Regions from separate parts of the Homo sapiens genome. Here region 2 is linked to region 1. Evidence: read pairs that join two places in POLR2A ChIA-PET (ENCODE). Cell type or tissue: Panc1. All regions are shown on one strand. Links, peaks and the distances in the headings refer to the core of each region. The heading gives the core; the rest is flanking DNA. Region 1 overlaps DENND2A (DENN domain containing 2A). Region 2 has its middle 20 kb from the start of KLRG2.

Region 1 (5,255 bases), core at 256-5,255:
AGGGAGACTTTCCTTATACATTTCTGTAAACGGACAGGGCCCCAGACCCTGCCCTTCACCCAACCCTGGAGTCTGCAGCCCAGCTGCTTTCCCTCCGTCCTCTCCAAAGCCCGGCAGCTCTCCCACTCCCTGCTTCTTTGAGCAGAATGACGGATCCTCTGCACGCCTGTTAGTTACCCATGTGACAGGGCCGTAGGGGGCATGAAATGACGCAGGTCAGACCCTCAGAAGGCGCCCGGCACAGAGGCCGCTCAGAGGCCACTCCACGCCCCGTCGCTGCCGTCATCCTCATCAGCTTTGCTCACGCGTTGTTTACCCTCTTCCTGTCTCAGAGCTCTTCGGGCCTTTCTTTACGCAGATTTCCATCTCTTCAGGTCTGCATGGAACCCGTGTAGGATGGAAGGACGATTTATTGGGCAGCGGGGAGAGCATGTGGAGCCATTTGTAACAGGAAAAGCGAGGGCTGCTTTCAGAGAAAACAAGACAGCGGAGTCCCGGAAAGTCAGAGCCATGCGGGGCCGCGTCTTATGAACGAGGAGACCCAGGGCCAACGGCTAAGGATGCTCAGGGGTCCCCCCTACTCTGGGAAACCTCCCTGAGTGATGGCGGAGGGATGTGTACCTCTGAAAGCTGTAAAGGGTCTAAAAACCCAATGACGGTCTTTCTCACACTCGCACACCATTACTGTACCATGGCCTGGCTCTCGCTCCAAGGAGGGCACCACAATTATCCACGTTCCTGCTGCCTTCTCTTCTCCCACAGAAATCCCATCCTCACAGCGCCTGACATTTGGCAGCTGCTGCAGAAGAAAACCCCTGATGGGCACAACGTGCCCGTGGGGAGACCTGCTTGTGGCAGCCACAGCTGGCATCTGACCCACTCACGGCATGAGCCGTTTGAAAAGACGAAACCTCCAAGGGCAGAATGCCAGGCACTATGGAAGGTTGGAGAGAAACACCAGTGCCTTTCCTATGGACTGCACTGGTGACTGTCTCCTCTGTTGAGGGGTCCCAGAGCAGGGCAGGGAGGGTGGCTGGGGAACAGCCAAGGCCCAGGAATCCAGGCAGGGTCCACTCTCGGCCACTGGACTTTGCTCATTTTTGTCTGTCTCTGGTGACAGCAGCTCTGTGGGAGGGGCTGGCCCAGCGTCCAACCTGTCCACCCGGAAATCTGTCCAGCAAAAAGGCGGAGGCGTCAAGTCCTCTCTCAGACGTCACTGGGGCAGGCATTTCCAGGTTTCTTTCTTTCTTTTTTTTTTTTAGACAGGGTCTCGCTCTGTCGCCCAGGCAGGAGTGCGATGGCATGATCTCGGCTCTCCACAACCTCTGCCTCCCAGGTTCAAATGATTCTTCTGCCTCAGCCTCCCGAGTAGCTGGGATTACAGGTGCACGCCACCACGACCAGCTAATTTTTGTATTTTTAGTAGAGACGGGATTTCACCATGTTGGCCAGGCTAGTCTTGAACTCCTGATCTCAGGTGATCCACTCGCCTCGGCCTCCCAAAGTGCTGGGATTACAGGCGTGAGCCACTGAGCCTGGCTGGCATTTCCAGGTTTCTTTGTGCCCTGAGCCTTCTGACATGTCCTCCTGCATTGCCCTTTGGAGATGTGTTTGTCTCTGACAAGGCCCCTTCCCTTTTCTGTTCCCACCTTTTCTCTCCCTGCACTTAATGTTTTTAAGTTTTTTTTCTTCTCCTTAATTTTTAGAGACAGAGTCTCTCTCTGTCACCAGTGAGACTGGTGTCTCACTGTACTTTTACCAGAAAAATGGATGATACTTTGTTTTCTTCCCCCTGGAGGGAGTCTGGGGGAGGCTGGGGTGTGTGAGGGGGCCCACGGCTCCTCTCCAGCTGTGCCCTTCCCAGACATCTTCTCAGGGTGGGTCCTCCCCAAGTCTAGCATCTTCACCCCGCAGGCACGTTCCCGGGGGACTCTGTCCCCACCACCACTCCTGGGGGGTGCTGGGTTTCCTTGGCTGGCTTTCCACTTCTAGCCCAGGCCTTTCTGAAATCCATCATTTTCCCCTCCCCCACATCCAAGCCTGAGAATTCCACCTCTAGCGGATGGAGGGAGTGGGGGATGGAGAAGATAAAGACAGTTACTATGGTGCTGATGAAATCCGATCCTGGCCACTGAAGGGTTATTACTCATCCTGGCTTCCAGGGCTCCAACCTTGAGAACTCCCTGGGCTGAATTCCCCAGTGCCCGGGAGCTTGGAGAGCTCCTCAGCGCCCAGCACCAGCTGCAAGGCTTACAGAGAGGGCCTGCTTCCTGAGCTGACAAAAGTGCACCGGGAGTACGATCACGCTGACATTTAAAAGTGCATAGCGAACTAAAACACAGGGTGGGAGCAGGCTGGGAACAGCCAGATGGCTGCTGTCCAAAGAGGTGCATCAGAAAGGTGACCAGATGCGGCGCATGAGGGGAGAGGGTGGGGCCGCTTCCCGCCCCGCCTCCTGAGGAATTCCACATCTACGGAGTTTGTCCCTTCCATTCTTCTATGCCTTTTTTTTTCCTTCCCTTTTGTTTTCCATAGTTCAGAGTCAGATTTCCTCTCCAAACCACAGTGCTTCAGGTTTTTTTTTGTTTTTGGCACTGCTTCTTTCCAGATGGACTTCTCAGGTGGCCTCATCTGCACCACCCGGTTGGCTGGCCCCGCATCTCAGCCCTTCCTGGGGCTGCAGCCACACCCCTCACGCTTCTGTGCCCCCAGTTCCAAAGCAAAGAAGGCTCTGATTCAGTATTTCAAAAATGAGCTTCTTTTTAGAAGCTCAGAACGAACCCAAGTCCTTGTCTGCATTTCCTTCCGGATCTTCTTTGTTTTGTGACGTGGCCTTAGCAAATTATTGAATGTGCCCACTGGGACGGGGGTGGCCTCCTATGGGGCACTGAGTTTGTGTGTGTGATGGGAGGGGATTTGCTTTAACGGTGAGGAGGGATGCCCTCACGATGGTCTGTCCTCTTGAGCATGGCCCTGCAGCCTTCTGTGAGCTGGCCTCTGTCCACCACTGCCGGCTCATCTCTCCCTCCCCCATCTTCCTCTCTCTGGGCCAGCCCTAGTGAACTACTTTGCAGTTCTTTTTCTCTCTCTTTTTTTTTTTTTTTTTTTTTTGAGTTTCACTCTTGTTGCCCAGGCTGGAGTGCAATGGCGCAATCTCAGCTCACTGTAACCTCCGCCTCCCGGGTTCAAACGATTCTTCTTCAAGCCTCCCAGGTAGCTGGGATTACAGGCGTGGACCACCACGCCCAACTAAATTCTTTTGTATTTTTAGTAGAGACGGGGTTTCACCATGTTGTTCAGGCTGGTCTTGACCTTCTGACCTCAAGTGATCCACCTGCCTCGGCCTCCCAAAGTGCTGGGATTACAGTCATGAGCCACCGCGCCTGGCCTACTTTACAGTCCTGAAGGTGACAGCTAGGCCTCACCTGTCCCCATATCTATGTAGGATGGCTCCTTTTGCCTGCAATGTGCTGACTACTTGTTCTGAGTGTTGGCCCTCAGAACTCGCCTCCCTGGGAGTGAGTGCCCTCCCTCGGTCTCCAGAACTCACTGCCTCTACCTGCCTCTAATGTGGTCCTGGAGAGTCGGCTTATGTCTCTGTTACCCCACTGCACTGAGACAAGTCTGTGTTTTTCTTTTCTTTTCTTTTTTTTTTTTTTTTGAGACAAGGTCTTGTTCTGTTGCCCAGGTGGAGTGCAGTGGCATGATCATAGCTCACTGCAACCTTGAACTTCTGGGCTCAAGTGATCTTCCTACCTCAGCTTCCCTAGTAGCAGGGACTGTAGGCTCGAGCCACCATACCTGGCTAATTTTTTTTTTTTTTTTTTTTACGTTTTTTGTAGAGATGGGGGTCTTACTGTGTTGCCCAGGCTGGTCTCAAACTACTTCCCTCAAGCAGTCCTTCCACGTCAGCCTCCTAAAGTGCGGTGATTACAGGCGTGAGCCACCATGCCAGCTGTGTCTTTTCTCTGTTTTCCTACCACATAGCAGAGTGTATGACACATGGCAGAATGAGTGGAAAGCCCACCAATGCCAGGGAAGTCGCACACAGCAGTGCAAAACAGTGTGCCCCCCAGATCTCCAGTCTGAGCTGCCGACTGATTCCATCCTTTATTTTATTTTATTTTTTATTTTTTGAGATGGAGTCTCGCTCTGTCACCAGGCTGGAGTGCAGTGGCATGATCTCGGCTCACTGCAACCTCTGCCTCCTGGGTTCAAGCAATTCTCCTGCCTCAGCCTCTTGAGTAGCTGGGACTACAGGCACACGCCACCATGCCCAGCTAATTTTTGTATTTTTAGCAGAGACGGAGTTTCACCATGTTGGCCAGGATGGTCTCAATCTCTTGACCTTGTGATCCACCCGCCTCGGCCTCCCAAAGTGCTGGGATTACAAGTGTGAGCCACTGCGCCTGGCCTATTTTATTTTTATTTTTGAGATGGAATGTCATTCTGTTGCTCAGGCTGGAGTGCAATGGTGCGATCTCAGCTCACTGCAGCCTCTGCCTCCTGGGTTCAAGCGATTCTTGTACCTCAGCCTCTCAAGTAGCTGGTGTTACAAGCACGAGCCACCATGACTGGCTGATTTTTGTATCTTTAGTAGAGACTGAGTTTCATCATGTTGGCCAGGCTGGTCTTGAACTCCTGACCTCAGGTGATCCGCCTGCCTCGGCCTCCCGAAGTGCTAGGATTACAGGCATGAGCCACCGTGCCTGGCCATCCTTTATTTGTGGGGGCAGGAGGGAAGGTCTCCCTCTGTTGCCCAAGCTGGAGTGCAGTGGTGAGATCTCAGCTCACTGCAATGTCCACCTCCCAGGTTCAATCGATTCCCGTGCCTCAGCCTCCCAAGTAGCTGGGATAACAAGCGTGGGCCACCATGGCTGGCTAATTTTTCTATTTTTAGTAGAGACGGAGTTTCACCATGTTGCACAGGCTGGCCTCGAACTCCTGGTCTCAAGTGATCCACCCACCTCAGCCTCTCAAAGTGCTGAGATTACAGGTGTGAGTCACCGCGCCCAGCCTATTCCATCCTTATCTCAGAAGGGCTTACTCTTCAATGCTAGGCGGTCACCTGCTCTACAGACTAGAGGGTCCAAGAGCGACTGTCATTCAAACGCTTTAGCAGAAGTAGCCAAGGCGGGTACCTGAGCTTGTCTGCAATGAAGATGACCCTCCTCTCCAGAAGCAGGGAGGCAAACACACAGACCAGGTGGCGGACGCTGAGGGAGGAGAAGAGAGACTCAAAGTCCACGTGCTCG
Region 2 (5,483 bases), core at 259-5,258, 1.0 Mb before region 1:
GGGCGTTGGCTCACGCCTGTAATCCCAGCACTTTGGGATGCCCAGGTGGGCCTCGGCAGCGCGCGAGCGGCGATCCAAGGGCAGAACCAGAGTGGCTCTGTGTGCTCACAGCTTGTAAATTAAATAATAACTGAAATTACATAACACAACAACAACAACAACAACAATGTATGTTTGGGAGCTTGATGTGAATTCGCTCTGCCCTGCGAATGTGCCGGGCACAGGTTCCTGGGCGTCTGCTCAGGGTTCAAGGGTCGAGGCTCTCAGAGGCCATTGGTGTCACCTGTGGGTTAATAAACTGGGAAAGAATGAAGAATGGGATGGGGCTTCAGAAAGGCTGTAACCTGTTGTTTCCAAAGCCAAACCAGGGAAAATAAAGATTTAAAGGTGTCGTGTCCTTTGCAGCAACCTGGATGCAGCTGGAGGCCATTATCCTAAGTGAATTAATACAGGAACCGAAAACAAACCAAATATGCATTATTTCACTTTTTTTTGAGATGGAGTTTTGCTCTTGTTGCCCAGGCTGGAGTGCAATGGCGCCATCTTGGGTCACGGCAACCTCGGCCTCCCAGGTTCAAGTGATTCTCCTGCCTCAGCCTCCCAAGTAGCTGGGATTACAGGCACGCACCACCACGCCCGGCTAATTTTGTATTTTTAATAGAGACGGGGTTTCTCCATGTTGGTCAGGCTGGTCTCGAACTCCCGACCTCAGGTGATCCACCTGCCTCGGCCTCCCAAAGTGCTGGGATTACAGGCGTGAGCCACCGCACCTGGCCGGTTGCATCTTCTCACTTATAAGTGGGAGCTAGACATTGGGTAATTATGGACATAAAGATGGGAACAATAGACACTGGGGACTTCTAGATGGGGGAGGGAGAAGGGCAAGGGTTGAAAAACTATAGGGTACTGTGCTCAGCACTTGGGGGAAGGAACCATTTGTACTCCAAAGCTCGGCATCACATGATATGTCCAGCTTACACACCTGCACCTGTACCCCTTGAATCTAAAATAAAAGTTGGAAAAAAGATTTAAAGGTTGCATTTTTGCCCTAATCAAAATGAAAATACAGGGCCAGGCGCGGTGGCTCATGCCTGTAATCCCAGCCTTTGGAAGGCCGAGGCAGGTGGATCGCTTGAGGCCAGGAGTTCGAAACCAGCCTGGTCAACATGGTGAAATCCCATCTCTACTAAAAATACAAAAATTATTTGAACCTAGTGGCCCGCGCTTGTAATCCCAGCTACTCAAGAGGCTGAGGCAGGAGAATCACTTGAACCCAGGAGGCAGAGGTTGCAGTGAGCTGAGATCATACCGCTGCACTCCAGCCTGGGCGACAGAGTGAGACCTTGTCTCCAAAAAATAAATAAATAAATAAATAAAAGAACCAAAATGAAAATACAGTTTTAAAACTACAGGAAACAATGATTATTCATACAACTTTGGATACCTATTTAATTGGATCATAGAATGTGAGGAAAAGAAAAAAAGAACCCTGCTTTTATCCCCTAAAATGTGAATCAAGGTCTGGGCATATTTGAAAAGCAATCTGGAGATAGCTTTCTCTAGTCTTTACCTTACCTTCATTCGCAATCCATGTTCATGTGCATCATATAATGTCAGCCCTGAAATATCTCCATGAGGTCGATGGTGCCTCACTCTGTCCCATGGGGGCTGAATTCAGGTCTCAGGTCTGGACGAGGGAAAACGCCTAATAATAATTACCAAAAGTCGCCTTCTGCACGGTCACACCGAGCCAGCGCCTGGGCCTGGAACCGGGCCGCAGCCCCTCAGCCTTGCCCACCGCCTCCCGACCATGGACCCCCGCAAAGTGAACGAGCTTCGGGCCTTTGTGAAAACGTGTAAGCAGGATCCGAGCGTTCCGCACGCCGAGAAAATGCATTTCCTAAGGGAGAGGGTGGAGAGCATGGCGGGTAAAGTACCACCTGCTACTCAGAAAGCTAAATCAGAAGAAAATACCAAGGAAGAAAAACCTGATAGTAAGAAGGTGAAGGAAGACTTAAAGGCAGACTAACCATCAAGCGAGGAAAGTGATCTAGAAATTGATAATGAAGGTGTGGTTGAACCAGGCACTGATGCCCCTCAAGAAATGGGAGATGAGAATGCAGAGATAACAGAGGAGATGATGGATCAGGCAAATGAGAAAGTGGCTGCTATTGAAGCCCTAAATGATGGTGAACTGCAGACAGCCATTGACTTGTTCCCAGATGCCATCAAGCTGAATCCTCACTTGGCCATTTTGTATGCCAAGACGGCTGGTGTCTTCGTCAAATTATAGAAGCCAAATGCTGCCATCCGAGACTGTGCCAGGCACGGTGGCTCACGCCTGTAATCCCAGCACTGGGAGGGCGAGGCAGGTGGATCACGAGGTCAGGAGTTCAAGACCAGCCCGGCCAAGATGGTGAAACCCCGTCTCTACTAATAATACAAAAATTAGCTGGGTGTGGTGGCAGGCGCCTGTAATCCCAGCTACTCGGGAGGCTGAGGCAGAGAATTGCTTGAACCCGGGAGGTGGAGTTTGCAGTGAGCTAAGATCGTGCCACTGCACTCCAGCCTGGGTGACAGAGCGAGACTCCATCTCAAAAAAAAAAAAGAAAAGAAAAGAAAAGAAAAGAAATAATTCCTGATTCAGCTCAGCCTTACAAGTGTCGAGAGAAAGCACACAGACTTTCCCTTCAATTGGATTATGATGAAGATGCTAGTGCAATGCTGAAAGAAGTTCAACCTGGGGCACAGAAAATTGCAGAACATCGGAGAAAGTATGAGCGAAAACGTGAAGAACAAGAGATCAAAGAAAGAATAGAAAGAGTTAAGAAGGCTCAAGAAGAGCATGAGAGAGCCCAGAGGGAGGAAGAAGCCAGAAGACAGTCAGGAGCTCAGTACTGCTCTTTTCCAAGTGGCTTTCCTGCGGGAGTGCCTGGTAATTGTCCCAGAAGAATGTCTGGAATGGGAGGGGGCATGGCTGGAATGGCCAGAATCCCCGGACTCAATGAAATTCTTAGTGATCCAGAGATTCTTGCAGCCATGCAGGATCCAGAAATTATGTTAGCCTTCCAGGATGTGGCTCAGGACCCAGCAAACATGTCAAAATACCAGCGCAACACAAAGACTATGCATCTTATCAGTAGATTGTCAGCCAAATTTGGAGGTCAAGCGTAATGCCCTTCTGATAAAGAGAGCCCTTACTCCAGGCACGGTGGCTGATGCCTGTAATCCCAGCACTTTGGGAGGCTGAGGCGGGTGGATCACAAGGTCAGGAGTTCGAGACCAGCCTGACCAACATGGTGAAACCCAGTCTCTACTAAAAATACAAAAATTAACCGGGCATGGTGGCACATGCCTGTAATCCCAGCTACTCGGGAGTCTGAGGCAGGATAATCACTTGAACTCAGGAAGCGGAGGTTGCAGTGAGCCGAGATCACATCATTGCACTAGACAGAACTAGACTCCGTTTCAAAAAAAAAAATTATTTCAATAAAACTAATTGAGAACACCAGTATTTCAGGAGGACCTGGATAGGGACTGGAAGTACTTGGCAGGGCCGCAGCAATCTTGCTGTGTTTTATATAACATGCATCTGGCTGGCCACAGTGGCTCACACCTGTAATCCTAGCACTTTGGGAGGCCAAGGCAGGCAATCACCTGAGGTTGGGAGTTCGAGACCAGACTGACCAACATGGAGAAACCCCGTCTCTACTAAAAATACAAAATTAGCCAGGTGTGGTGGCACATGTCTATAATCCCAGCTACTTGGGAGGCTGAGGCAGGAGAATCATTTGAACCCGGGAGGCGGAGGTTGTGGTGAGCCGAGATCGCGCCATTGCACTCCAGCCTGGGCAACAAGAGTGAAACTCTGTCTCAAAAAAAAGGAAAACATGCATCCTTCAGCAGTTGCCCTTAAATCTTACACTGTGGTGAAGGGATGATTTTTTTGTAATGCTGCGGTAGAGTTGGATTATTTAGTTCTGTTCTTGTCCAGTATATCTAATAAATGTTTCATATTATTTCCACATAAAAAAATAGTTACCAAAAGTCCAATACGGTTGTGGGCAGGACACACAGCTGCTGCTTGGTCTCCCAGAGAGCTATTTCTCAAGACCTTCCTAAACCAAACGTTCAAATATGGAAGTGATTCCGGAAACATTTTTGGTTGTCACAACTGGAAGCCAGGAGTTGCTACTGGCAGCTGGTGGGTAGACACCAGGGATGCCGCCAAACATCCTACTATGCACAGGACAGCCCCCTAAAATGAGGAAGTTTCTAGTCCAAAATATGGAGAGTGTGGAAGTCGAGGAAACTTGAAATATGAGAATATTTATTTGGCTCCTTTAAAAATCGCAGTCCAGGCCAGGCATGGTGGCTGGAACCTGTAATCCCAACACTTTGGGAGGCCAAGGTGTGCGGATCACCTGAGGTGAGGAGTTCGAGACCAGCCTGGCCAACATGGTGAAACCCGGTCACTACTAAAAATACAAAACTTAGCCGGGCATGGTGGCAGGCGCCTGTAATCCCAGCTACTCAGGAGGCTGAGGCCGGAGAATCACTTGAACCTGGGAGGTAGAGGATGCAGTGAGCCAAGATTGCACCACTGCACTCCAGCCTGGGCCACAGACTGCGACTCCGTCTCAAAAAAAAAAAATAAAATAAAAATAAAAATTGCAGTCTAGAGTTGTTCCTTTGCCTGTTCTCCTACTGCACAGTAGGTAACCTTTCCATTTCCATTTCCAACAAACTTCCCAATTGTTTGACCATTTTTCAAGCCATTGTGCCAGTTCCTATCAGTTTCGGAGCAGCACGGAGAGTTCAGTAATGTGGGTGCAATAGTGAAACGGCGGTGAGATGTGGACGCTGACTAGCTGGGAGGCCCACCTGCTAGCTCTGGGAGTGTCCTTCTACACCATTCCATACCATGGGCCTTTGGTCACTCCCAAAATGAGAACACTCACTCACTAATACTCACCTGGTGTCTTACTGTGTCATATTGTATTAACGTTAGTTAAGAAGAAGTTTAGACAGCAAACATTTGCTGGCAAGTTTCAGAAGAAGAGAAATTGAACCCTGCCTTCTCCTCTAAAGGCAAAGGCCAGCCGCTGGTTGCGTGAGGACAGGTGGTGGCATCTGCACGACACCTGGGGGCGCTGTTCTTTCTACAGAGCAGCACCTACTACGATTCTGAGGGCTTCTCCATCAGCTGTGTGCTCACAGTGTGTGGTGTGTTCACTTCATGACTACTACTCCTGAGGCCGCCATCAAAACCCTTCCCGAGGCCGGGCACAGGGTCTCACACCTGTAATCCCAGCACTTTGGGAGGCTGAGGCAGGCAGATCACTTGAGGTCAGGAGTTTGAGACCAGCCTGGCCAACATGGTGAAACCCTGTCTCTACTAAAAATACAAAAATTAGCCAGGCATGGTGGCGCACCCCTGTAATCCCACCTACTCGGGAGGCTGAGGCAGGAGAATTGTTTGA

Evidence for each region. ChIA-PET counts read pairs that join two places held together with the same protein. Peaks named below come from ENCODE experiments on the same cell type or tissue, not always from the same donor. Only the 100,000 strongest peaks of a DNase experiment are listed, where the experiment ranks them.
Region 2: POLR2A ChIA-PET joins it to region 1 with 10 read pairs; 2 of 35 experiments call an interaction of 5 or more read pairs at or near these places.

Annotation. Positions count from the first base shown.
Region 1 is chr7:140,539,477-140,544,731 of GRCh38, forward strand. DENND2A (DENN domain containing 2A) reads right to left here. Exons shown (of 20, transcript NM_015689.5): 14 at 5,142-5,255. Among named protein-coding and RNA genes, the nearest start is that of MKRN1, 63 kb to the left of the region's middle. RefSeq lists an enhancer at 5,229-5,255. In Panc1, for the core only: no CTCF peak of the experiment used is centred there; a DNase peak (open chromatin) is centred at 2,155; H3K4me3 peaks cover 924 bases; H3K27ac peaks cover 449 bases.
Region 2 is chr7:139,500,644-139,506,126 of GRCh38, forward strand. It overlaps the pseudogene ST13P17. Among named protein-coding and RNA genes, the nearest start is that of KLRG2, 20 kb to the left of the region's middle. In Panc1, for the core only: a CTCF peak has its summit at 5,160 (motif pointing right); no DNase peak of the experiment used is centred there.